Linked DNA regions of Homo sapiens: regions 1 and 2 are each linked to region 3. The links are chromatin loops, found by intact Hi-C in ENCODE. Cell type or tissue: PC-3. All regions are shown on one strand. Each heading gives the region's core, and the rest is flanking DNA. Links, peaks and the distances in the headings are about the cores only. Region 1 overlaps LINC01828 (long intergenic non-protein coding RNA 1828). Region 2 has its middle 79 kb from the start of ETAA1. Region 3 has its middle 74 kb from the start of ETAA1.

Region 1 (8,190 bases), core at 1,728-6,727, 86 kb before region 3:
AAACAAGTAGACACCAAAGACCCATCAGTCAGAAGCCAGCCTACTCTGAAAGAAACCACCACAAAGACCATCTGATGTTTTATTAGCAGCACTTTGCTCAGCCCCTGGTTAAAAAGCAGTTCTCTGCAGCAACCCAGTTTTAGTTGTCCCCAGGGATCTGGCTTGAAAAGAAGTTTGACATTATATTTTCTAAGCCAAACGGGCACTTCTAGCTTAGAAGCATCAGACCAGACACCTGCTCAGGAGCATTGTAACTCACTTATTTCTCAATGAACAAGTTATTACCCTTTCCTTTTTGTCTGAATTGCTGTCCCTAGATGCCATTCCCATGGGTGATCTCTACCTGCACATTGCTCTACTCATGGTATTGATAGGTCCATGTGTCATGCAGCCTGAGGAGAAACATGGTTTGATATCCTAAGGGGGCAATTTCTCTCCTTGGGGAAGAGCTGGCTTCCATTGCTGTGCCTTGCCTCTCATTAATGTTCCAGCTAGGTCTCTTTACTGCTCTATTTAACAGCATCCACTCCATTATTGATCATATTTTGTGTAATGGTAGATTTGCTGGTGAAAATGATGATTATGCTGTAAAGAGAGGGCAGTGTTTGGGATCTCGCTTCTATAAAATTTAGCAGTGCTGTGGAGTCTGCCTCAAATAAGTGAATTGGAGATGCATTCTGGATGAGTGGTAATAGGGGTGAAACCAGTTCCTGAGAGTGAGATGATCTAATGCTTCCCTCTACACTGTAAGCCAAGACCACTCCAAAGCTGATGTTTCATGTCTTAGCCCAAAGGATTTAACACTACAGGCCTTTTGTAATCTCTAAGTGGGTACTCTGTACATTTTAACATGGAACAATGTGACCACATTTTTATATTTTCTATATTTTCAGTCTAATTTACTGCTTTATTTGATATATGGTAAAGTTAAGAGTTTTTGTTCATTCTTTCATTATTCTTTACACTGAAAATTGCATAGGGTTGTAATCTTTTAATTCATATCTATTTCTTCTGAAAGCTGACAATTGCTTCAATTATATTCTGTCACCTTTCTGCTATTACCAATACCTTCTTGCCTAGCCTTTTATATTTAACTCAATCAGTCATGATAATAAACAAATTAATTTACTTCTTTTTTAAGTCATTGAAGTGAAGATGGGAGGGTCACTGAATCAGTCAGGTTCCAATCAGGAGACAGAAGCCACATAGCAATGTGAACAAGGAAAGCTTAGTGAAAAAGGATTATTAACTACAAGAGTGGATTGCCATCTTAGGAGTAGGTAATTCTTACCTATTTGGGGTAAGATTACAGAAATAGCACAGAGAGGGAGCAGCCACTACCTCTAGGTTTGAGGCAGAGGACCCAGTGAAGCCCTGCCTCCTTCAAGGTCTCAGTGAGACCCAGTCTCCCTTGGAGAGGACTTGATCATTCATGGCTCACTGAATGGCAGGCCAGTTTCCCATAATAGTGGAACATCTAAAAAGCTGCCCTCTGCGTTGCTGGGGAAAAGCTGCTAATGGGGAGATACTCATGAAATGTGCTGCCTCTGAACCCTGCTGGTGTCCTGTGAATGCTGCCTACCTTATACTACAGAAGTAACCAGAAAACACACAGAAACCAGAAAGAACAGCCCTTTCCTCCTCCAGTGTCCCTCCAGTGCCCTCTACTGCAAAAAGGGAACATTGTGCAAGCTGGCAAGGGAGAAATGTCCCACTATCAAAAGCAGGGCAATGAAGCGTAGATTAGGAAGTGAGAGGCAATAGCCTAATAACTGACATAGTCCACCCCTTTGGTCACTGAGCTTCTATGTGCACCCATCTGCACGCAAATGAACTTCTTTACAACAACCATGCAAGTCTGTTTCCACCTAACAATGTATAGCTATCCTTCATATAAGGGAAGATGTTCTTATCCTTTCCCCAAAATGAAGAGACATAGAATGCCAACAGTCATTATAACCATCATTAGCCATATTAATTACTCCTCAAATTCAGTCATAGTCCCACTAAGTATCCCATTACCCAGAGACTAAGGTATATTGACAACTGGCACAACCATTAAGAAAATGGAGCCCAAAGCTACCTCCTCTAACCTCTATGGCAAACCTCCCCCTACATGGTATCTCCATGACCACAAATCTTCCTCCTCTCAAGCCTTTGTTCCCCTGCCTAGTCTGAAGTAACATGATCCAGTTGATGCCCACCTACCTACTGCTGCTTCTGCCACTTCCCATCTTCATCATTGCTGCATTTTACTAGCTGACACCTCTTAGACAAGGCCTTGATACAGTGCCCTATGCAGTCGCTACCTGCATGCTCATGGTACGGGGTATGAATGACAGTAAAAATTACACAAGTAACAGTTAAACTTAATCATTTCACTCTCCTTCCCCAAATAGGGAAATTGGACAATTTAAGTTTAATTCATGTCTCTCCCACCTCAGCCAGTTAATAAGAATTGAGTATCCCAAAGTCAATGAGGAAAAAAAAATAACTTAAATTTTAAAATATAGTCAATGAGAAGAGGACTAAAGAGAAGCAGACTAGATCATTCGCCCATGGAAAGTGAAGACTTGCCAATACAATGTGCCTTTTTAGTGTTTTCCTTTAATTGTTACAAATCTGTGATTTGTTATATTTGACCCAGTGGAAGTCCTGCAAGTCACACTGACCTATTAATAGAAACCCAGACTCCAAACAACCAAGAAACAGAGCTCAGGCCTGCTTCATTTCTCTACTTGCACCTCAAGAGCAGCAGTGACCTTTGCCTATCATCCGACAACAATGTGGATGGCATCATATTTCTACCAACATCTCTGTTTGGTGTGTGAAGTTATTTCCAAAAAGCTTCATTCATTTAATCCTCCAGCTGTCTAAAAATCTTTATGGGTGACCATTTTTAGCATGCCCTTTACCCTTTGCTCTCTGAACCCATCCAGGTCCTTGCTTAAGGCTCCCAAAGGTCTAAGAGCAGTAGGGGGAGAAAGTGAAAACTGGATACCTAATGATATAGAAGTCAGCTGGTAAAGTCCATAAAATTACTTTGGGGATTAGCTGGTAGAAGAGGTGGTGCTGTGTTTGTACTTCTACTTTCACAACACAAAATAATTAATGAGTAAAAAATACTTTTTGTTTAATAATTGCTGTTCTTCATTAGTGTGAACCAAGGGCACGGTCTATCTAAGACAATAACATCTGCACCCCATATTTCATTATCACCAAACTTCACATTTCACACAAAAGCAATGCTAGCACAGCCTTACAGCTTTAATTAGTTTCTGCCATAGCTGTGAAGGTCAGCCAATTATTGTGTGTGAAATTTCAATATGAAGTGGCTGAATTGAAGACAGCATTGCAACAGTGTGGGATTCTGCAGTGCTGTAAATCTAGTACTTTGGAACCATTTTTTAAAACACAAGATAACATAAAATAATCATCAGGTATGCATGGCTTCAAGGCTTACTGGTTAATTTAACATGTGCTTGGTGGGGGAAGAAAACCACATCATTTCTGATTGTTGCTTAAATTCCCTCATTACATCGTCATTATCTGTGACACAGTTGTTAAGGCTGAATCCATGTTTTTATGATCAACATCTTTTAACTCACTTAGAATTGCACTGGAACATTTGATTTAGAAATAAAGCCTGGTTTTACTGGATTTACATGATGCTTACACACACACATACATATAGATACATATATACATACACATATATTTTATATAGGTACATAATGTTTAATATGTATGTATTCATATGTATACACATGTTTAAACACTGCATGTTTGACCCATCAAAATATAAAGATATTAATTAAGTCAACTTAAGAATATCATTTTACTGAAAAACTTGCTGAATTAGAAAAAAATTTACTAGGGATTCAACTTTATGAGTTTTCTATTTAGGATCATAGAACTTTGAAATTAGAAATGACCTTGAAGCTCATCTGCTCTAGCCCCTCTGTTTTATGCATGAGGAAATATGCCCAAGAATAATACAGGTTTTCCCAAGTCCAAGAGTGTCAGCAACTCAACTCAAATTCTGGACTCCTATTTCTCCTGACTTTCCATGGGCCTGTTTTACCATGGCATAACAATGGAGATAAGATGTGCCACATGATAAATAAAAGCTCCAAATTTTGCTCTCGGATTTTCATGAGATTGGAGGCCAGTTTGCTTTGTTTTGTTTTCTACATAGATATACGTAGTTTAATCCTAATTCAAGCAAACAAATATTTTTTGAGCTATCCTTTGTGCAAGGAACCCTGAAAAGCATCCCATGTATCTAGCATGATTAAAATGTTTTCACCAAGTTTACAAACCGGCAGCATAGATAAAACAAAGAGGAGGAGTAAAAAGAGACCACAGAGTTAATGGAAACACCTGTCAGATTGGAGGAGGATAAAGACAGGGTAGAGCTAAGGAGGCATACCAAAAGATAAGTCAGAAGAAAGAAAATGGAAGAATATTGAGCAGCATCCCTGGCTTCTACCCACTAGATGCCAGTAGTGCCCCCTGCTCGAATCATGACATTAAACATTCTCTCTATACATTGACACATGTCCCCAGACAGGGGTAGAGGGGGAGCAAATTTATTTAAGAACCACTGATCTAGGGTCTAGATTCCAGACTATAAAGTATTGTGGATCTTGGAAGACTTCTCATTTCCAAAATAGACAATTTACTTCAACTTCACTGGGATGCGTGAACCTTTGATCCTTCCATGATTTCCCAAGCTACAGGCTGGGAAGGTAATATCACAGACTGCAGAGAGGCTCAGAAGCTAAAGATTGAACTGAGGTTGCTTGATTTGATGGTTTGGTAACCTATGGAAGGAAGTTAGATTGCAATGGATTAAAGAGTAAGTGAATGTGATTGAGCAGTGAGCAAGTACAGTTGCAGGTGTGCACAATTCTTCCAATGAGTTAAAAAGTAAAAGAGCAGAGGTGATGTAGCATCTCCAGGGAATTATAGGGTTGAGCACTCTCAACCTCAGGAACTGTTGATATCTGGAGCAGATAAGTCTTTGTTGGGGTTGGGGAAAAGAAGACCTGTAATTTTAAATGGAATGTTTTGCAGCACCCCTGGTTTCTACTCTTAAGATGCCAGTAACACTCCTACCCTCAGTTGTGAAAACCAAAAATGCCTCCAGATGATGCCAAATGTCCACTGGAACGTAAAATCTTTCCTAATTGAGAACCACTGGGTTAGGGAAGAGGATTTTTTAGTTTTTTAATTGAAAGTAAAGAAAACTTAAGCAAGTTTTCAGAAACAGAAGAAAAGACAAGGAGAATGAGAGAGACTAAAGATGCAAGGGGAAACAAGGACACACGGGGAGGGGACCAAAGCAAGAAAAAGGTAATAATAGGGAAGACCAAGAGTGCTTTGAACAGGAGAATGGACTTTCCTTCAGAGCAAATAAAGAAATAGAAGGTCTGTAAATGGAAGACAGATGTTAACAGCAGTCAAACCAGGAAGTCTTGATCTTTGAAGCAAAGTTGTAGATGAGCTTTGTTTGATGATAGGATTTGAGAGTAGGAATTCACTATAAAGTTGAGAGGCAAACTTCTGGCCACTGCTTAGCTGGGACTTGAGAGAATACCTTGGTAGCAGAACCAAGAAGTGTATAAAAGATGCCAAAGTTGTTTCTTACTCAATTAACCTTTACCTGCCTGGCAGCAGGAGCAGAAAAATGGACACTTCTGCTGAGACAGAAACAGCAGAAGGACAAGTGGCAAAAGGGAATGGGGGCAGAGTAGGAAATCTGTGAGTGTACATGAGGCACAGACTGAGTTAAGAGGGAGAAAAGGGATGAATCAAGGGATCATGCATCCCAATGAGATTGAAGCAGATTCTCTGTTTTGGAATTAGAGGCCTCTCTAAGATCCGTAATACTCTGTGGTCTACAAACTGGAATCTAGATCAAATGACTTTGTCACATCCCTACTCCTGCCAGGGACATTTGGCAATGTCTGGAAACAATTTTTATTATTATGATTGAGGCCAAGACAGGGTGGCAGTGGGAGTGGGACAGGGGTACTACAGGCATCTAGTGGGCAGAAGCCAGGGATGCTGCTGAACATCCTATAATGAACGGTGTAACCCTCACAATAAAGAATTATCTGGTGCATGGAGTCAATAGTGTCACTATTGAGAAACCTTAAGAAACCTTTTATTCTAGATTAAAACTAGCTATCTTGGAAGTTAGCTAATGAAAACTCTTACGACTTTTTTTAAGAAATTAAGCTGCTGAAATTTCTTTTTTACAACCCTATTATACTTTAGCATCAATTTTTATAGTCTTTTGGAAAGAAGGACCTCCAACTGTTTTTATTTATTAATTATTCCATCCCAAATAAGTTGAGTTTTATAATGGGGCCCATGTTAAGCATAGAAAATATAAAAATAAGGTTGACATAGACAAGCATTAACTTAGAGAGAAGCATAACTATGGAATGAATTGTGTCCCTCCAAAATCCATATGTTGAAGCCCTAATCCCTAGTGTGACCGTATTAGCAGATAGTGCCCCTAAGAAGGTAATTAAAGCTAAATTAGGTCATAAGGGTGGGGCCCTGATGTGATAGGATTAGTATCTTTATAAGAAGAGACACCAGAGATCTAGTGTCTGCAAGCCAGGAAGACAGGCCTCACCAGAAACCTGCCATGCTAGCACCCTGATCTCTGTCCTCTCTCCCCAAGAACTGTGAGAAAATAAATGTCTATTGTTTAAACCACCCAATGTCTAGTATTTTAATATAGTAGCCTAAGCAGACCAAGACAGAATATTCTCCTGTTTTGTTGCTATTGTTAATTTAGTTCATTTATTCTAACACTTGTCCTAAGCAAATGCTAAGAAGCCAGTTTTGTCTTAGGAGTCTTCCCATTCTAACCGAACTTCTTATTCTCCACTCTTCTCCCCATCTTTGGCAGTAAGGAAAAGAGATTGTACTTCAAAATTAGACAGACCTGTGCAAATTCTAGCACCTAACCTAAAAAGCACCAGGTTCGTTTTCCTCATGTATGGAAAGGGGCGAAATCACATTTACTTGCAGGTGTATTATATGACTTAAGTGAAAAATCAGGTGAGAATGCCTAATATTGTTAAATTGAGACATGGCAGTCTCTCAATAGATAACACTTCTGATCCTCTTGGATCAGAATTGTAGTCAAAGGTTGTTTTCCGAAATTATTTGGTTTGCTCTTCCCAACTGTGTCATTAGGTGCTGGCCTAAAGAGGCTAAAGTTTTCTCTCTCCCAAAGAATTTTGATAACTGGAAAATCCTCATTGTCTAACAATTAAAACTTCATGATAAATTTCTGACCCCATAACAAGAGGAAGAAGCAATGATATGTTGAGGTGTGAGTACCTGAGTAGTACCTAAAATGAAGTAAATATATAGTTTCTACTAAAGAAAAAAGAAACAAAATAAAGCCCAATTGCGTTTATTCCCAGAATGTTTCAACATTTAAGCAATTCACTTAGCATTTTTTTTGTGACATAAAGTGAAGCAGGAAAATATCTACAATCTATATTATATCTATTAATCCTTGCAGTTTACAACATGCTTATTTTGTGTCAAGTGCTGTGCTGAGCTGTTGACATCTACCAACTCATTTAGCCCTTCCAGAAGCCCTTCCTTCACTAGCATGTCCAACTGGATTATGAAGTGAGGATGGGAGCCTCCATCTGATATTTATGACCGTCCCTTCCTTTGTGCAACAAGTGAAACTGTGTAATGCTGACTCATCTCACCCAGATAAGCAGAGTTGTAAGGACTCCTGGAGGTGTTGGGTGGTGTCTGGGCCAGTTTCATCTGGGAAATGATTATCACAAGTTTCAGATCAATTTTGGGGAGCTTTCTTCAAACAAGATCCAGAATCATCTTATCTTCACCCTCTTTCAAGTATCGATAAAAGGGACAAAGGCTCTTTTCATGAGGAAATGTTCATACTCTGCAGCCGTTCAAAATACAAGTAGTCTCTCTGGTTCATTATCTGGAATCATATAGAACTCCATGGTTGAGAGGAGGGGAGGGATGGTGGATGCACTCCTCTGACAAGCAGGAAATATGGGTCCTCTTGCTCTGTGACGGGGTCAGGACACCTAATGTCCCAAGCTGCCCTTCTAATAGAGATTATAAAAGAGACCATAAGACCAAAGAATTGCATGATGGGTACCCATTAGAGCA
Region 2 (8,190 bases), core at 1,658-6,657, 150 kb after region 3:
TAGCCCTTGTTAAGAATAAGAGCTGGTGATGAGCTGGTGATATTTCTCACAATAATGTACTAAGAAAGAAAAAGTAGCCAGGGGCCAGCTACAATCCAGATTCCTAGGATCCATGCTCAGAGATGCTGACTCCGTGGATCCTGGGTGGACCCAGAGCACCATACCTTTACAAACAGGCTCTCAGCTGATCATGATGACAATATCTGTGGCCTGAATTTTGAGAACCAGAGAAGACCGTGCTTCCATGAAAGGGTTATTGCTGGATCCACATCACTGTACTTGAGTCCAAGAACTCAATTTCTCCTACCTCCCACTTCATCCCAAGACACATGAGCACATCTGAATATGATTTCCTTGTTGCATTGAAAAGTTCTAAAGTCTAGAGAGAAGTGACTTGTTTCAAGTCATGAGCAGAAAGGGGCAGAGCCAACTAGGGAATCCAAACCTCTATACAAAGCAACAGACATCACTCTTTGGTGGGAGGTCTTTTTGCACTGAATTCTCCAAAGGCACGTGCCAAATTCATGAGCGAGGCAAAAAGTGACAGTGGGTGTCAACTCTTCAGTCCTTTTTGTTGCTCTCTTTTCATTCTGAGCCTGCTCACTGCTCCTCAGTCCAGAGCCCACTTTAAGGAGCTCCTTGGCTCTCCAGGCAAGCCACTCCTCCTCACCATCTCCTCACCATTTGATGTCTCTTTCTCAGCAGAGGTCCCTGGAGAGCTGCTATACTGTATTTATTTCCAAAGTCTAACTGTGACACTAAGAGTCCCTAATGTGGCTACACTGATGTCAACAAAGGGAAAAATCAAGTACCTGAAGGCATTCACAGCACAGCTGCCGCATCGGGGGGGACCTTCCTAGCTTCTCGGGTACAGTTGTGCAGCTTCTACCTTTTATTTCATGTAAACACAACTAAACTGGCTCTCCCCACCAACACCCATCAGATATCCCACAATCAAAGAACTGCCTACAGGCAGCAAAGAAGAATCACTAACTGGAGGATTTTTTGTTATTATGTTTTTAATTCACTTGGGGAATGATCCTGAATTTTTTTTTTCCTCTGCAAGTGATAGGTAGCCATCTTGCTGTATTTCTGTCCAAGCCCTGTTCTTGCTGACCCAGAATGTTAATGAAATAAAGGCAACTCAGAAACAGTGTTCTAGGGTGTGGCTAGGAACAAGGGTTTTAAAAATGTTTTAATCTAGTGTAAAAGGCAGTTCCAGTACTTTCATTATAGTAAGATGAAAAGGGTATCACGTTTTCTACTTTTTTTTTTTTTTTTTTTTTTTTTTCCAGAAGGAGTCTCGCTCTGTCGCCCAGGCTGCAGTGCAGTGGCGCCATCTTGGCTCACTGCAAGCTCCGCCTCCCGAGTTCAAGCAATTCTCCTGCCTCAGCCTCCGGAGTAGCTGGGACTACAGGCGGCCGCCACCATGCCCGGCTAATTTTTTGTATTTTTTAGTAGAGACGGGGTTTCACTGTGTTAGCCAGGATGATCTCGATCTCCTGACCTCATGATCTGCCCGCCTCGGCCTCCCAAAGTGCTGGGATTACAGGCATGAGCCACCGCACCCAGCCCACGTTTTCTCCTTCTGCATCATTTCTCGGCTGAGGTGCTTACAGCTCTCTACAAATTCTCATTGTATACCCAAGTGAGAAAGAAACTCTTCATTTCCCCTTCTCTGGGCAGTACTTCTTAAGCAAGCTACATTGAAGACTTAGCAATTATTTGCATAATTAGAAAATTTGGTACCCATTCAATTTGATCAATATATCCATTTTTCAAAATAACCAAGGAATTGCCAAATCTCCATCCAACTTTTTGTTTGACATGGCTTTGCAGAAGAATATAAAACGAAGGGGGTGTGTGCATGTGTGTGGGCATATGTGTGTGTATACAAGGCCGAACTACCGAAGAGATTTGCCCAAGGTCATAGAATAGTTCCTTGCCATTTCCTTTATTGTCTGTCCTCAAATTCTTTTTTAGTAGAAAGCAAAGGAAGAGAAATGACGCTGGCTTCTAAATTTCATTATAAAAGCTTCCATTTAAAACAAAATGTATTGCATATGATAATTGCAACCAGAGCTGGTGAAGGCAGTGGTTTTCAGCCTGGTAAGAATTGTGGGACTGCTCTTAAACATGCTGACTTCAATGAACCCCTGGTCCTCTAACTAGGCTGTGAATAATAGGACATTAAAAAATAGTTATGTGGCACAAAACACAAACACATTTAATGTTTATTATTTTGGTTAACAAAATGCACATTTATTTGAAAATAAATTCTATTCATTTTTTAAATTCTTTTGTTCTTTCCACTTTTATTCTGTTTTTTATTCTACCCAGGTAACTTCCAGAACGTACATACCTTTCTTAACCAAAAAAAATTATGGTACTAGTTCTGTGTTATCATAGTAGAGTGCTCTCTGTTTTCTCTGAAGTCCAAGTTTGAATTGGTAAACACAAAGCTGTTTGGAAAAACAAAAATACAACTGTTAATTAAAACCTGTCCTCCTCACCCCCAAATAACAAGCTGTTGAATTCAAATGTTGTTTTCTTATGTTGCTGTTGTTTCATACCTGCTTGTGGGTGTAAACACAGCATCTGTCCCTTCTTGATAGGTGTCAAGGAGTTCAGGGGACTTCTGTTATGACAATGAAGATGAATGACACTTACCAAAATTTTCCCATTCCAAGCCTGGTACCAACCACTTTACACCTATTAATTTATGTCATCCTGCCTGAGAAGACAGAAATTATTAGCTCCTTCTTACAAGTGAGAAATTAGCCTTGCGAAGGTCAAGGGCTTGCCCAAGTTCACCTTGGCTGGGTAGTAGAGGAAGCACCAAAAGTCCAGCATCCAGATTACCTCTTCCATGCTGCACTGTCTCGTGGGCAAAGCAGTTACTTTTGATTCACATTGAGGTTGCGAGCATCCTAATAGTCTTCTTCCGTCACTAACATGAATTTAACAGAGGATATTTGGCAAATTCTATTAAAAATGTGTAATTCTCCATTAAAATATTCAAATTATATTTAAAATCCATTTTACCCACACCCATGAAATTCGTAGAAAATATCCGGTTACTGAGGAGCTATTAGTTAGCTCTCTGAACTTTAATTACTCCCAGGACTGTGATTTGCATGGACAAATCAAAAAACACAATGGAGAACAAAGAAGAGGTTCAGCAAAGAAATGAGATAGTTTTCTCACCCTTTCCCCTTATTTGTCCTTTGCTACAGGTCTTGCATTATCAAACAAAGGCATGCATCACGTGCAAAGAATAGAAAACAAGAGAGATGAAATGGGCATCTTTCTGGAAACGTTGTTTGCGAGCCTAGCTTTGAAATTTACACCTCCAGGTTGATCCTTCACTTGCCAGTACACATGTCTGAAACCAATACTCTAAGAAGAATACTGAACAGCATGAATATGTCTTCTGGATTTCCTTCCTTGGCAATGAGATGCTATTCTTGGGATAGATCATCCAGCCTTGAGTTTTTCTGCTAATCCACTCAGGAGCCAGCCTTTGGGCTCTGAAATAGATCTGCTCCTTCTCTATCAACAATATGCACATACTGTGCACCAAAAGTCTTGGAGCACAGTACGGAGCCTGAGACTTCTTCAGGAGCTACGAATAAGGGAGTTCTTCCTGTTAAACTCATTACATTTACAAAGGCCCACCCGTCGTTTTTCCTAAAATAATTTCCTTTTATGAATGTAGAGTTGAAATGTTACACTAACAATTCCCATACTTGTTCCAAGATTTTTCACAGACTTGCCATACCTAAACAACTTTCTCCTTACAGCTTCAAAGATAGGACTAAATATATCATCCCTATTTAACAATCTTAAAATTTGAAAAATTTTTAAAAGAGGGAATCGTCTTCCCCTAATAAGAAGAGGCATACTGACCATAATTCCTCAATTACTTTTACTTTCTAATCCAAATGAACATATAGATGAAAGGTGTTTTTCAAAATGCAGAGTAGGTGCAAAATCTTTCATCAGAGGTGAAGTATTTGATATGTCCTTGGTCATGAAAGAAATCCTCAAAATTAAGATTTATTTTTACATTTCATCTTTTTATAGCCAACTGTCCACATAACCACCAGAAAAAAATACCATGATGGATTTTTTTTTAATTTAATGAAGGTAACTGATCTTTTTAGAGTTTTTCTGATAGGCACAGAACCTATTAAAATATGCATATTTTATATATATACATACCTGTGTGTGTGTGAGCACACGCACGTGTGTGTGCGCCTGTGTGCCTGGGTGTGTATGTGTGTGGATACATCTTCAGCTCAAGTAGCAACAGTGACCTCTAGTGTGTCTTTTAAATTTTCTCCCTCTACAACTTTAACTCATTGTTTCTTTAACCTCTAGGGCATTATTTAAGCAAAATGTTACAGTTCATATTTGGTCTAATTTCTGTATTGACTCTATATGCTGACAACTTATTCTTGAGAAATCTTCTTTGATCTTGGTAATGTATGATAAAATAATTGTGCCTTCATTAATGACTGTAATTATAGTACATAAAGCTGTCATTTAAATGAATAATCACCCCCCCCCCACCCCTCAAAAAAGGTTGGCTTCATTTGCAAAATGAATTTAACTTCAGCTGAATAACTCTTTGAGCTATAAGCCAGGAGCATCCACATGCAGTCATGTATTGTTTGCAAGAGTGCTCGTTTCTCATTGATGAGGTCCCCTCCCCCGTTCTTTTTAACTAAAATTAAGAGAGAATCAAAGAATCCGTCGGGCAAAACATTTTTTTTCAGTTTTGGGGGTTTTGCCTTAGACGTGTGCTGATGTCAGGACAGAGTCCACAAGAATGAAGTGGCCTGGCTCTGGCAGCTTGTGTCAGCACTTTCATTCCAAGTTCCTCTTTTCAGGAGTTTATAACATTGCAATAAAATTTATTATGGGCTGGGACTTGGCATACAGGAGCCTGGGCTAACACCGTAAAGTAGTTTGGAGATTTTTTTCTTTTCTTTTTTTTTTTCCAAGCAAATGTTCAAATCTGTTGGGTCCTGTTTCCCTTTTTAGGGAGTTCAAAATAAAAGCCTGCTCTCATCTGGTCACATGGCCTTGGTTTCTCCTGGTTTTGCTTTCCCTGTGGGCTGTTAGAGGAGAACTGAAAAGGGTCCCCTACCTACGCTATGGTAAACTCTTTTAGGATGAGTTGGAAACAAACAAACAAAAGTAATAAAGAAGTAAATGTTTCCTGTAAATGAAAAAGGCCCTTAAAATTGTAGTTGTTGGAAAAGAGCCTCCAGGGTAGGCGAGGGAAACATGAAAAGGTATTCAAGACTGTTTTCTATAATTGGGTGATCTTCTATGCCCCCCAACAGCTGGGCTTGTTGGCAAACAAGAAGCTGTATGTGGAAAACATGCTCCAATCTGTGTAAACGAAGCAAGCCATGAAAATTAGCATCATCCCCAGGTTAAAAAACAAAATAAAACATGCAGAACACAGACCCCTAGAGAATCAGGTGGGAGGATGTGAGTATGTGGTTATGAGTATGTGCAAGCAGATCTGTTTGATACCGTGGCATATAGAAAATATACACTATACATTTACATTTAATGTATACCTTGTCATGCCTCCCTTGCTTTGTCTTCTTGTTATTGCCCACAAGAATCTATGTCTCAACGACAATTCCGAGATGACCCCCATCCAGAAAAAGAACAAACAATTGAATCAGAAAAATGATTAATCCCATGGAAGGAAATTAATTAGGGGTGTACATAGCTCAATAAGGAATGTCAGAGTTAGAAGGAACTTAGAGTATTGCTTGACCAACCGCTCTTGTATTTTCATTTGCAAGTGAATAAGGTCGCGAATGTCAGCTTTTCCACATCAGAGCTGATATTCAACTAGAACACACAGTATATCTTTACAGGTGGTTAATGGGCAGCATGTGTTCTAATTGGACAGTGCCCAGCCTGGTTGATGTTTTTGGATACTTTCGAATATCACTGCTATCTGTGGTCACACACTGAGTTTGTGGCGATAAGCTATATCCTGGGTTTCTCTGCCAATCATCAGAAATTGTACAGGCTCCAAAATTTTTAACTTGATAGATCTACCGCAAACACTTTCTTAAACGGCCCCCACTTAACTGCTTTGCCAGATCAGACCCACCTGATTAGCAAATGCTCTCTGTTCACTGCATAAAACCCTCCACAGGATGAATGCTAGTGTCTTCTCATTGAGGACCAATGGTATCTACAGTTTGTCCCTAAACCTCCTTAAGTCATTGTACTTTTTTTTTTTTTTCGAGATGGAGTCTCGCACTGTTGCCCAAGCTGAAGTGCAGTGGCGTGATCTCGGCTCCCTGCAACCTCTGCCTCCTGGGTTCAAGTGATTCTTCTGCCTCAGCCTCCCGAGTAGCTGGGACTACAGGTGTGTACCACCACAATGGGCTAATTTTTGTATTTTTAGTAGAGACGGGGTATCACCATATTGGCCAAGCTGGTCTCAAACTCCTGACCTCGTGATCCACCCGCCTTGGCCTCCCAAAGTGCTGGAATTACAGGCATGAGCCACTGCACCTGGCCATCATTGTACTTTTTATTATAATTATGTCATTTAATAAAATATGAAGCTATGAATGTATTTTCATGAATCTATGAAAATTTAGCCAAGCACATTGAAAGACTTAATATAGTTGATTTTTGTTTAAAGTAGGATTGTTAAAAAAAAAAAAAAAAAGTAGGCTGTTGAAATGGGGTGGGCCAGACAACTGTGAACAATTGGAAAAAGCTGCAAAACAATGTGGACATTCTTTTGGCAGTCAAAGTGCTTTGCAAGTATCATATTTTTTTCAGAGAAATTTCCAAACTGGAAATTGTAGAAATATATTATGGATATGGTTTATATAAGAAAGATGCTGTGGAATTCCAGAGGACCCAGACAGGAGGAAGGACCCTCACCCCTGCATCAACAGCTGCAAAATGGACGTGCATTAAAATAAATGTTTAAGTGTAATATCATTTTAAATCATTCCCCACTTGAACAAACTTTGGATTAACTGATTAACAAGTGGTCTCATCATGTCTGAGTAGAGGGCTCTTCCACTAACTCTTTTAGCTCTGTTGTCTTGAGAGGATTCCAGAAAAGAACTTGTGGTTTTAAGCTCTGGGAGCAGGTAGGGGGTTTGGTATGAGTGGAGGAGGGAAGCAATGGAAGGTGGTAAAGATTTTGAAGAGGAAAAGCACGGTAAGGTGGAATAGGTCCCTTACAAATGATCTAGATATAGAAGGCACTGGCAAAGACTAGACATTGGATGAGAGCAAATCCAAATATGAATGATTATTCAGAATGGCTCACTTGGAGAATAAATGGGTTGTGTTGTCCTTAACAGTAATTAGTATAAGCACGCACACAGATTATTTACAGTCTATCGGCTCCTACCTCACCCCAACTACCAGATATTTATGGACAGTAAAATGCAGACACTTTTGTGCAGGTTTCTTACAAGGTTGTTTTATGTCTTCCTCTCATCTGCGTTTGCAGATGCTGGACTGTTGTATGTGTCAGATTTACCAGAATCATATTCTTCCCAGTCATTAATTCAGCGAAGTCTCTCCCATTATGCTCTTTTAATCTATTCTTTAAAATGTTTTCAGTACCTATCATGGAAGCATGTAATGCTAGATGTGTTTTTAGCTGTCCTACTGAGTCACCACTAAATCTTTTAATGGAGCACAGTCCTTTTGTTAAAATTATTTTTTGCTTTAAAATGCTTGAGTTAGGGATAGAGGGATAGTGTTCAGTTTGAATCTTCTGGCTTTTGTCAATTTGTGTCAGCCCTTAATGTAATCTTTCCTTTTCAGTACAAATATCATAGCAGTTCTCCCTTTTAAAACAACTAAAGAAATGGACTTTTATTTTTAAATCCAGGAAACGAGTATCAGGAAGGAGAGCTTCTTTGCTCTAGAATCTCTTTTGAATTCATGGTTTCAGCTTTTCCTTTATTTAAAGGGAATCCTTTTGAGATATTTTTATTTAGATGTTCTTTGTTGTTTTGAGAAAGAGAAAAAATATTCATGGGAAAAAAACAAGAGAAATCCTGATTTTATTTATTATTTTGATCACTGTAAGCACCTCTCATGTCAATTTTTTTTCCTGTGTTTGACTAGCAATGTGAGGGTATCCAAAGAGACATACGCTATTTTATTATA
Region 3 (8,190 bases), core at 1,196-6,195:
AAAGTGTAATCTTCCTATCAGTGATTCACACTCCTAGGATGGGGAGGATTCCTCATTTTTTACTTTGACTTTGCCATATTAATCTTACTTAACAAATACATGTGGTGATTTATATCATGTTTAATTAACTGATTGAGGGCGCCAGTGGTAAAAATGGCATCGCATTAAGCTCTGTCCGTATGGCAAATTCGAATCACATCCTTAGCCTTGCAAGAACAAAATATCCCGAGAGTCACTGATGACAGGATGTAGGAATTGAAATCAGGTCCCTCCTGTTGTTTGAGAATCTAGGGAGGGTGCCTGCCATATGCCCATCACTTCCAGCGGGGGAAATGACAGGATAAAAGAAAGGAAGGCTCTAGTTCTTCCAATATGTTCAAATCTCAGATGAAAATGATTGTGCAGCAGTGCTGTACAGAGGCCAAGATTCACATGAAAGTACATCTCAAACTTTGCAGAGAGCTTAATGAGAGGGTTTTGTGGTGTTTTGATATGTGGGGTTTTCTTTTGTTTTGTTTTCTGAAATGGCTGCTCAGGGTTTTTGAGAACTGAGAGGCGAAAAAGCTGTCGTTTAGAGTTAAATATAATAAGCAGGATTTTTTTAATAAAAGAGGGAATTATTATTTAATAAAATATAAGTGCACTATGATTCCATAGAAATCAAATTAGGTTTGAATACTAAAACCACACGTTGGGATACTGGTTTTAAAATTAACATCTTTGGAAATTGGAGTTGTCTAATTTTTCCCCTCAAAAATCTATGGTGATTATTTATGACATCTAAAGAAAAAGTATAAATTGATTACTGATAATAATTTTGAAATTTTAAAATGCATTTTAAATTGCATGACAACATAATAAAAGTATGAAAAGAGGGTAAAAAATCCATTTCAATCTTCAATTTGATGATTAACACTTTTGTGCATCCTCTTTTAGTGTTTTGTTTGCATGTGTTAAAATTATTATAATCATGCTACACCTTCATCTTGTATCCTTTTTTAACTTAGTATTTTATCCCATATTTCTCATACTGCTTTATACCAATTTTATTGACTGCATAATATTTCATCAAATGAATGTTGTCATCTTTTCCTAACCAAGCTTCCACTGCTAGATATTAAAATGCCTTCCAATGTTTGCTATTATAAACAATGTTATAAAGAAAATTTTTATATACATGGCTTTTTCCACATTTTGAATTATTTCCCTGGAGAGATTTCCTATACCTGTTCAGGTTGCCATACTGTTTAGGTTTCTTAAAAGATTGTATAGAAGTAAAGACATTTTTCTTCCAAGGAAAAGTAGAAAGTAAAACATTCTATAATGGTGTCATTATACAGGAAAAAAAAAAAATCTTACTTGAAATTAACATGCAATTTAAGTGATGACTTCACTCCTATAGTAAGTATTGGCGACATGAGAAAAACATTTAATTTTTACTCTAAATTAATTTGTTCTCTAAATGTTGTTCTCTAAATTTAATTTGTTCTCTAAATGTTGTGTTCTTCTTTAAAATAAGCATATGGTGACAATGAAATAAATTCAGAATTTTCTATTTTGTTTTACTCCTCACTTATTGTTTTGATTTAGAAAAAAAGTCCTTTCAAGTATAATTTAAGTTTTGAAATTTTTAACAGTTTCCTGGAGGATATTACAAGTGACTATTAAGCCAGCATACAGGTCACTTTTTAAAATGATCATTATTTTGGTTAAATCTGAAGTATGGTCCTCATAATTAATAATCCTAGATGTTTTCATGGCTTCAATTCAGAATATGATGAATTGGGTAAGTTAGGCAATATATTTTAACTAAAACCACTTTGGATTTTGACAAGGAATTCAAACTTTTCAACTGTGCTGTGTTGCTGCATAAGCAGCCTGTAAAAAGAATAATCACCTCAATTTTTTCAACTTCCTGGAATCATTCAAAACAGAGTAGTTAAGGATTGCTTCATTTGGAAGTAATAAGTTCCAAAACGGTCTGCCGCAGTATAGTTTAATTACTGGTCTCAATTCTCAACCTTCTAGATTTTCTTAACTATCCTTTTTTTGTTTTCAAACAAAAAATGTACAAACTTAAAATTCTATTGGCAGCCTAGTTTATCAAAAAAAGTTAGCTGCTTTATTTAACTTAGTCTATGATTTTATGAAATGCCATCAAATTCAAGTCAAGGGTATATTAGGGATCAAATAATTTTGGAAGCCAAAAGTGCATTTCCCTAGATGGTTTCTTCCAGCCGATGTTATTATTAGTCTGAGATCATGTAACAGCTTTTGTTTTCCAAATCTGTTCCTTTCAGTGAAGTCTATTTCTTTGCATAGTTTAAAAACAAAGGATAAACATTCCTTATGGGGCACTGGAAGGAGAAGCAATTCATGTGAATTTGATAAAACATAATGTACTGGACTGACAGTAAAAAGGCTTTGCTTGTTTGATTGTTGACTGGTTTTGTCTTTAAATAATGGTCTTCTTTTGGCATTTAATGTATATTTGGTCACAATAAACATAATTTATGAATATTTTAACACATGCATACTCAGTGGGGTGGATTATCATACTGATATAAATAGAATTAATGAGCAGTCAACCCGCCACATGCCACGACATATGACGGGGCAGCCAGTGCACAGAAATAATCCTCATAGTTTCATAATAAAGCTTTTCTCTTAGTTCAACTTTTTAAAACTACTTACAGTCTTATGTCCCCTTTCTGTTGGAGTATGGTTCACCAACCTGTGAAACAAGATTAAGATTTTACTACAAGAATCTATTTCTTTGGCATTCAAAAAAACAATTTTCTTGCTTTCTCTAAAACAAAATAAATATATTTGAACAAACTAACTCTACTAGGCCAAATTTCAGGGAATAGGTTATAGACAGACAAGACATATGTCTACTAGAAAAAAATTGTTATATTCTTTTCTTTTCTTTTTATGACAATAACATGATTATGCTCAATTGCTGCTACCAGATCTTTACAAGAACAAAAACTTTCTAAATAGTTCTACATTCTAAAACAGATCCGATGGGCATATCGCCTGGATAAAATTATTCTGGAAAAAAAAATCTTCTTAGCCAGTTATCTGCTCTCCTTGAACACAAAGCAACAATCTGTTAAGCGTGCCTAATAAGATTTTTTTTAAAGGAAAGAACTCAGTAGTATAAAGCCACCTCTTCAAATGGTAGGTATTGGGGGGGAGACATGGGCATGCAAAATCTTCAATTTAGCCATGCTTTATTCAACAAATAATTATTTTTGTGAAGAGACAAATTGAAATTTAAGATTAACCTTCATTTGCCTTATTTCCACAGTTTGATTACAGGCAAAAGTGGGAAAAAATAAAATTAGCATGTGCACTGCATTGTCCAGATGATCTGGCAGGAGGAGAGCCTTGGCAGAGATATACTATGACTTTTTACAAATGCAGATGGCAGTGTTGCAGCCTTTATTCCTCTTATCTTTCATTTTCAAAGGGAACACTCGAAGCTTTTTGCCACCACCCTCCTCTACTCCTATCCTCACATGTAAAAACACTGTATCCCCAAATCAAAGCTCTTTCCTAAAACAGGCAAGCCCCAGGATGCATCAGGGAAGGGACAGACTGTGACACCATGCTCCTGGTCATCTGTGAGAGAAGTGCACTGTGCTATGTGGGCCAGGGCCTGGTGAACTTGCCCAGAGTGACTCCCTTGGGGAATCCAGCCCTTTCACCAGCAAAGAAAATGGGCACCACCTAGTGCTTTTTCAACGCAAAGGCTGTTTGTGCTCATGTGGACAAGAGTGGGCATGCGTTGGCTGACCTTTACAAAGGAAAAAAAAAAAAGGAGTCAGGTGGCTTTAACCCCTATGCCAACTGAAAGAAGAAGCAAGTGACAATCTTAAGACAAAGGAATTCAGTGCTTCCAAATTATAGATTTCTTTGGTTTTTTTTTTTTTATAATTATTGGTCTGTTCATGAGAAATAACATCTTTACTTACCAAGACACTAATTTCCTCTGTATCACCTTTTTGCCTCCTCATGTCCTCTGAGGTTAATTTGTAAGAATTTCTAAGAATTTTCATTTGGTCCAAAGTGACATAGCAGAACCAGCGCTGGCCCACCCCCACCCCCAAAATCTATTCTAACAAGCAGTCTCTCTGGAGTTCTCCTAACACAACAAATAGCTTTTATGAAAAATGATGTGTAGCACAAAATCTTTTGCAGTGCAATAAGATCAAGTTAACCACTCATGCCTCTAGGAAAAAGCCTAGGAAGTTTTATCTGATTGGCAAAATGGACCCAGATATGAGTTCAAGGATTGAGTACAGTTTGATGAAATTTCATAGCAATGAAGTCTGATTATCTGAATGATTGCTTAAGCCTTTTAAAACATAACTCGAGGAAGCACTAGATTTTTCATTGGGAAAACAGATGGTCTTGTAGGGAATCGTAGAACCACCATCTCATGCTGTTTACTTTTTCTGTAATACTTTGCCTAGAATTACTCTCACCACTATTGCTTTTTAAAAATAATAATGATTTCTTCATTGCTAAAAGGTAGATCTTTCTGCAATAAAATTAGAAATCTTAGTGGAGGGCAAGGTGAAGGGCAGAAATGGGAAAAATGAGTAACCTGCTATACCTAACTGGATTAACAAGGACCTGTAACATATCCAGGAACTAACTGGCTGGCTCTGAACTCATTAGGGATCTGCTTATCTGTTATGCTGTACAACAGAATCCAGACAAAAAACAGACTGTGAAGAAACGGATTAAAAATGATTGTAACTTCTCTAAGAGTTCAGTATCTGTGCTAAGCAACTTTGTAGAAGGACTGAAGAAAACAAAGCCCAAGATTCTGAACTTCACTCCACTGCCTATCCCCAAGTTCTGCCGTTATAAGATCGCAATAACGCTACTTAGATATAGAACTTTGCAACTGTTTTATGAACTAACCTAAAAAGTCAAACGCACTCTCATCTCTTGGTCATTTTATTGCTGTAATTTATGATATTAAATAAGTGATTTGTTTAAAATAAATTTTAAAATTTATACCAAGGAGGAAAAATAATCTTAAAATGGGTTTGTTCTATGAGGAGCAAGAAAAAAAAAATGTGTAGTGAACTGATCTCTTTGAGATTTCACTGGCACAAAATATATCCCTTTAAGCTTAACACTAAATAGGTGATCTTGTCTTGACAGATTTAAGATGAACATGAATTGATTAGCTGAAGCCATCAGGTGTGGCTGAGCCTGTCTTTTTCCAAATATGTACCTACAGGATAATGGAAGGAGGTAGCTGTTGTCATCACCTTTTTAAGTGAAAGCAGTGTTATGTTTTGTATTCAAGTCGAATTCCCCAACTCTTCATATCACCACCATTCTGGTCAGCCTGTTAAGGGAAGAAAAACAACAACAACATTTTCTTTTTTTCTTCCCTGCCCACCCAGCCCCCCTTTTCCACTGCCTGCCTTGCCCTGAATGCTATAGTTCACAGCGAAACCCTCTGGTAATGACAGCCCTGAAGTGATAATGTACTTTCCTGCCTTCCTGTTAACGGTAGCATAATCCCGCCATGTGTGCCAGCCCCGTGGCAGAAGGATGCGTTCATATTTTCTGGAGGTAAAAGGGACCGGTTCAATTTACAGGCTTGACTACCTCAGCAGTTTCACTAAGTTCTGGTACATAAATGGATGTTTTATTAAAGAAGAAAAGGAAGGGGGAAGGGAAGGAGGAGGAAGACGAAGAAGAAGAAAAGAAGAGAAGGAAAGGAGGTGGGAAGGAGAATTCGTCTTTTTCTGCTCAATATTATGTCAGTGAAACCAAATAATGTGTCTCGGTTCCTCCCCCTGAGCATTCCACCCGGGTAAAAAAGGAACTAAGGTAAGTCATATCAAGTAAATGCACTGGACTTGGAGATGTGGGCTCCCTGTGTGATAAGCAATGGGCAGCATGTGATAACACATTTATCCTCTCCCTCCTCTTAGCTCACCTCTGCTGAGAGAAGCTGTGCATGGCGAGTGGCCCCCACACACCTGGCTGGATGACATCTGAGGGCTCGGAGGTCCCTGCTGCTCAGTGTGCCAGGATGGTCCCACCGTCCTCACATTCACATTTTTTATGGATGATGCGTCATTCTGCTAAGGCAACAAAAGTGAAAACAATCAATAGTTCTACCCAAATACCTGTTATTTTAAGAATGGGGCCAGAGTGATTTCTTGGCTATGAGCAGCTCAGGAGACACTATTTTTCGTTGTTTAAATACAATTGATTTTCCTTGCTTCAGAACCCAGATCACTCACGGAGCTCCTGGTGTGTCGAGCTTGGATGAATTTGTAATATGACACAGTGATACCTGTTTGTTTAAGGACACCTTGTGTGTAATGTCAGTGTTGCATTACTCTGTGGTTCCAAAACTTCAAGTCCACACTGGAGAAGGTGGGGGCAGCCTGTGGACAGAGGCAGGAAAGAAGGGACATTGTTTTGAGTGCCTGTTAGCTTGTAGGCACAGTTCCATGCTCTTTTCTGTAAAACAGGCCAATGATATTGGAAGCCAAGTTTGTCTGGCTATGGAGCCCCTGTTTCTCCACTCTACCAATAATCAAAACTCACAGTGAGAGGTTAAACCAATACATGCACACATTACCAAAACAAGGTTTCACAAACAATATTTACCTTTACACAGGCAATTTACTCTTATTTTACCAGTCCTACTCCATAATAATTCAATTCTTTAAAATTATGGTTGCAACCCCACTAAATTGGCCTCATAATCTACCATTGTAACATGGCCCACTGTTTGATACACACTGGAGTACACCTTGGTACCCTTCACATTTTTAAATGATGCTATATTGGACTTGGTATCCATGTGATGATCAAGATTGTATTTGAAGATGTTGCATAGAAAGTCCCATCCTATGATTCAGTTTTTTCATCTAAGAATTAGAAATTATAACATTTATTCCCCAAAATTCTCCAGTTGAATTCACTGGAGGTATTCATTGCCTCTCAGAGAGTCTGTTACTTAAAATAAAGACAATTAAAATTAAGATAGCAAGTATTTTAGCAACAAAAGCCACAAAAAAGAATAATAATTATAATTGCTATTGTTAGTAATAATTGTTGAACTCACAACCTGCCGGCCACTGCTCTATGAGCTTTCAATATAACTCATTCAGTTCTCACTATCACTTTATGAAGTAGGTAAATATTACTTTCACTTTACAGCCAGAATTCCTTTATCTTCTTTCTCATAAATTTCTCATTCTAAACTGTTAATATACATCTCAGAAAATGAATGAGATTGTGACTATGACTCAAGAAATACGTATTTCTATGCTTGGTTTAAATAAAATACAAAAGCCTGTATCATCTAATTGGCTTGATAAATCTCACTAGCTTTTTAATAATCATGAAATTTAAATTTTTTTGTAGAAAACTTTCAGAATACTTAATGAAAAATCAGTATGTATTCACCTTCAAAAAACACAAATTTCCAGGCATAATAATAATATCTGCAAGTCCAAATGTAATCACGGTGCCAGGGCTGGTTGATTCAGCAGCTTATCACTGTCACTGGGGACTCAGATTCTCTCCACCTTTCCACTCTCCCATCCCTCATCAGCTTTGTCCTATGAGGGCTGCACAGATCCAGGTGTCACATCCAGCATCATAGTGACAAGAACAAAGGTCTCTTTCTCAGGAGTCTACTAAGTGTCCCTTAAATCCTGATTAGCAAATTTCCTTTGCTAAAAATGAGTTATATGCCAATTCCTAAACTAGTCACTGTTAGGGTGTAGAATCACTGTGATTGGATTAGAAAAGCTCTGCCTCCTGGAACTAGGAATGATGTTGTTTGCCCTGAAGCACATGGATCTGTGGTCAGGAAGAGGGGTCTTGCGGGAAATATATATACTGAGTAAGCAGTGTCTGATACAAAGACGAAAAATATTTCTTTTGACAGGAAGATTTGGTAAAATATAAAGTAGTAGAATTATTTCCCATTATTTAATCTGTTTAATGTTTCATAAAAATTAGCAAACGTAATGAGGAAACGTATCTGTAAGAATCCACTATGCATTTGCTGTTTGCTCTGAAATCAACAGGACCCAGTGCTTTCATTACTAGAAAGAAGAAAATTAGGTAGGTTAATAAAACAAACATCTGGAAAGTATCAACACTCATAAAAATAAATGGAATCATCCT

What was found. Hi-C counts contacts between places; a loop is a spot of excess contacts. Peaks named below come from ENCODE experiments on the same cell type or tissue, not always from the same donor. Only the 100,000 strongest peaks of a DNase experiment are listed, where the experiment ranks them.
Region 1: it touches region 3 in a loop (10-fold over the local background); 7 of 110 quality-filtered maps call a loop at or near these places.
Region 2: it touches region 3 in a loop (6-fold over the local background); 4 of 110 quality-filtered maps call a loop at or near these places.

What each region holds. Positions count from the first base shown.
Region 1 is chr2:67,232,987-67,241,176 of GRCh38, forward strand. The region is part of intron 1 of LINC01828 (long intergenic non-protein coding RNA 1828); the gene reads left to right. All of the region lies in intron 2 of LOC101927661 (a long non-coding RNA gene), which reads left to right. Among named protein-coding and RNA genes, the nearest start is that of LINC01829, 22 kb to the left of the region's middle. RefSeq lists an enhancer at 2,455-3,896. In PC-3, for the core only: a CTCF peak has its summit at 4,488 (motif pointing right); no DNase peak of the experiment used is centred there.
Region 2 is chr2:67,472,691-67,480,880 of GRCh38, forward strand. No RefSeq gene overlaps it. Among named protein-coding and RNA genes, the nearest start is that of ETAA1, 79 kb to the left of the region's middle. In PC-3, for the core only: a CTCF peak has its summit at 4,342 (motif pointing left); a DNase peak (open chromatin) is centred at 4,291; H3K27ac peaks cover 901 bases.
Region 3 is chr2:67,319,111-67,327,300 of GRCh38, forward strand. No RefSeq gene overlaps it. Among named protein-coding and RNA genes, the nearest start is that of ETAA1, 74 kb to the right of the region's middle. In PC-3, for the core only: a CTCF peak has its summit at 3,729 (motif pointing left); a DNase peak (open chromatin) is centred at 3,711; H3K27ac peaks cover 708 bases.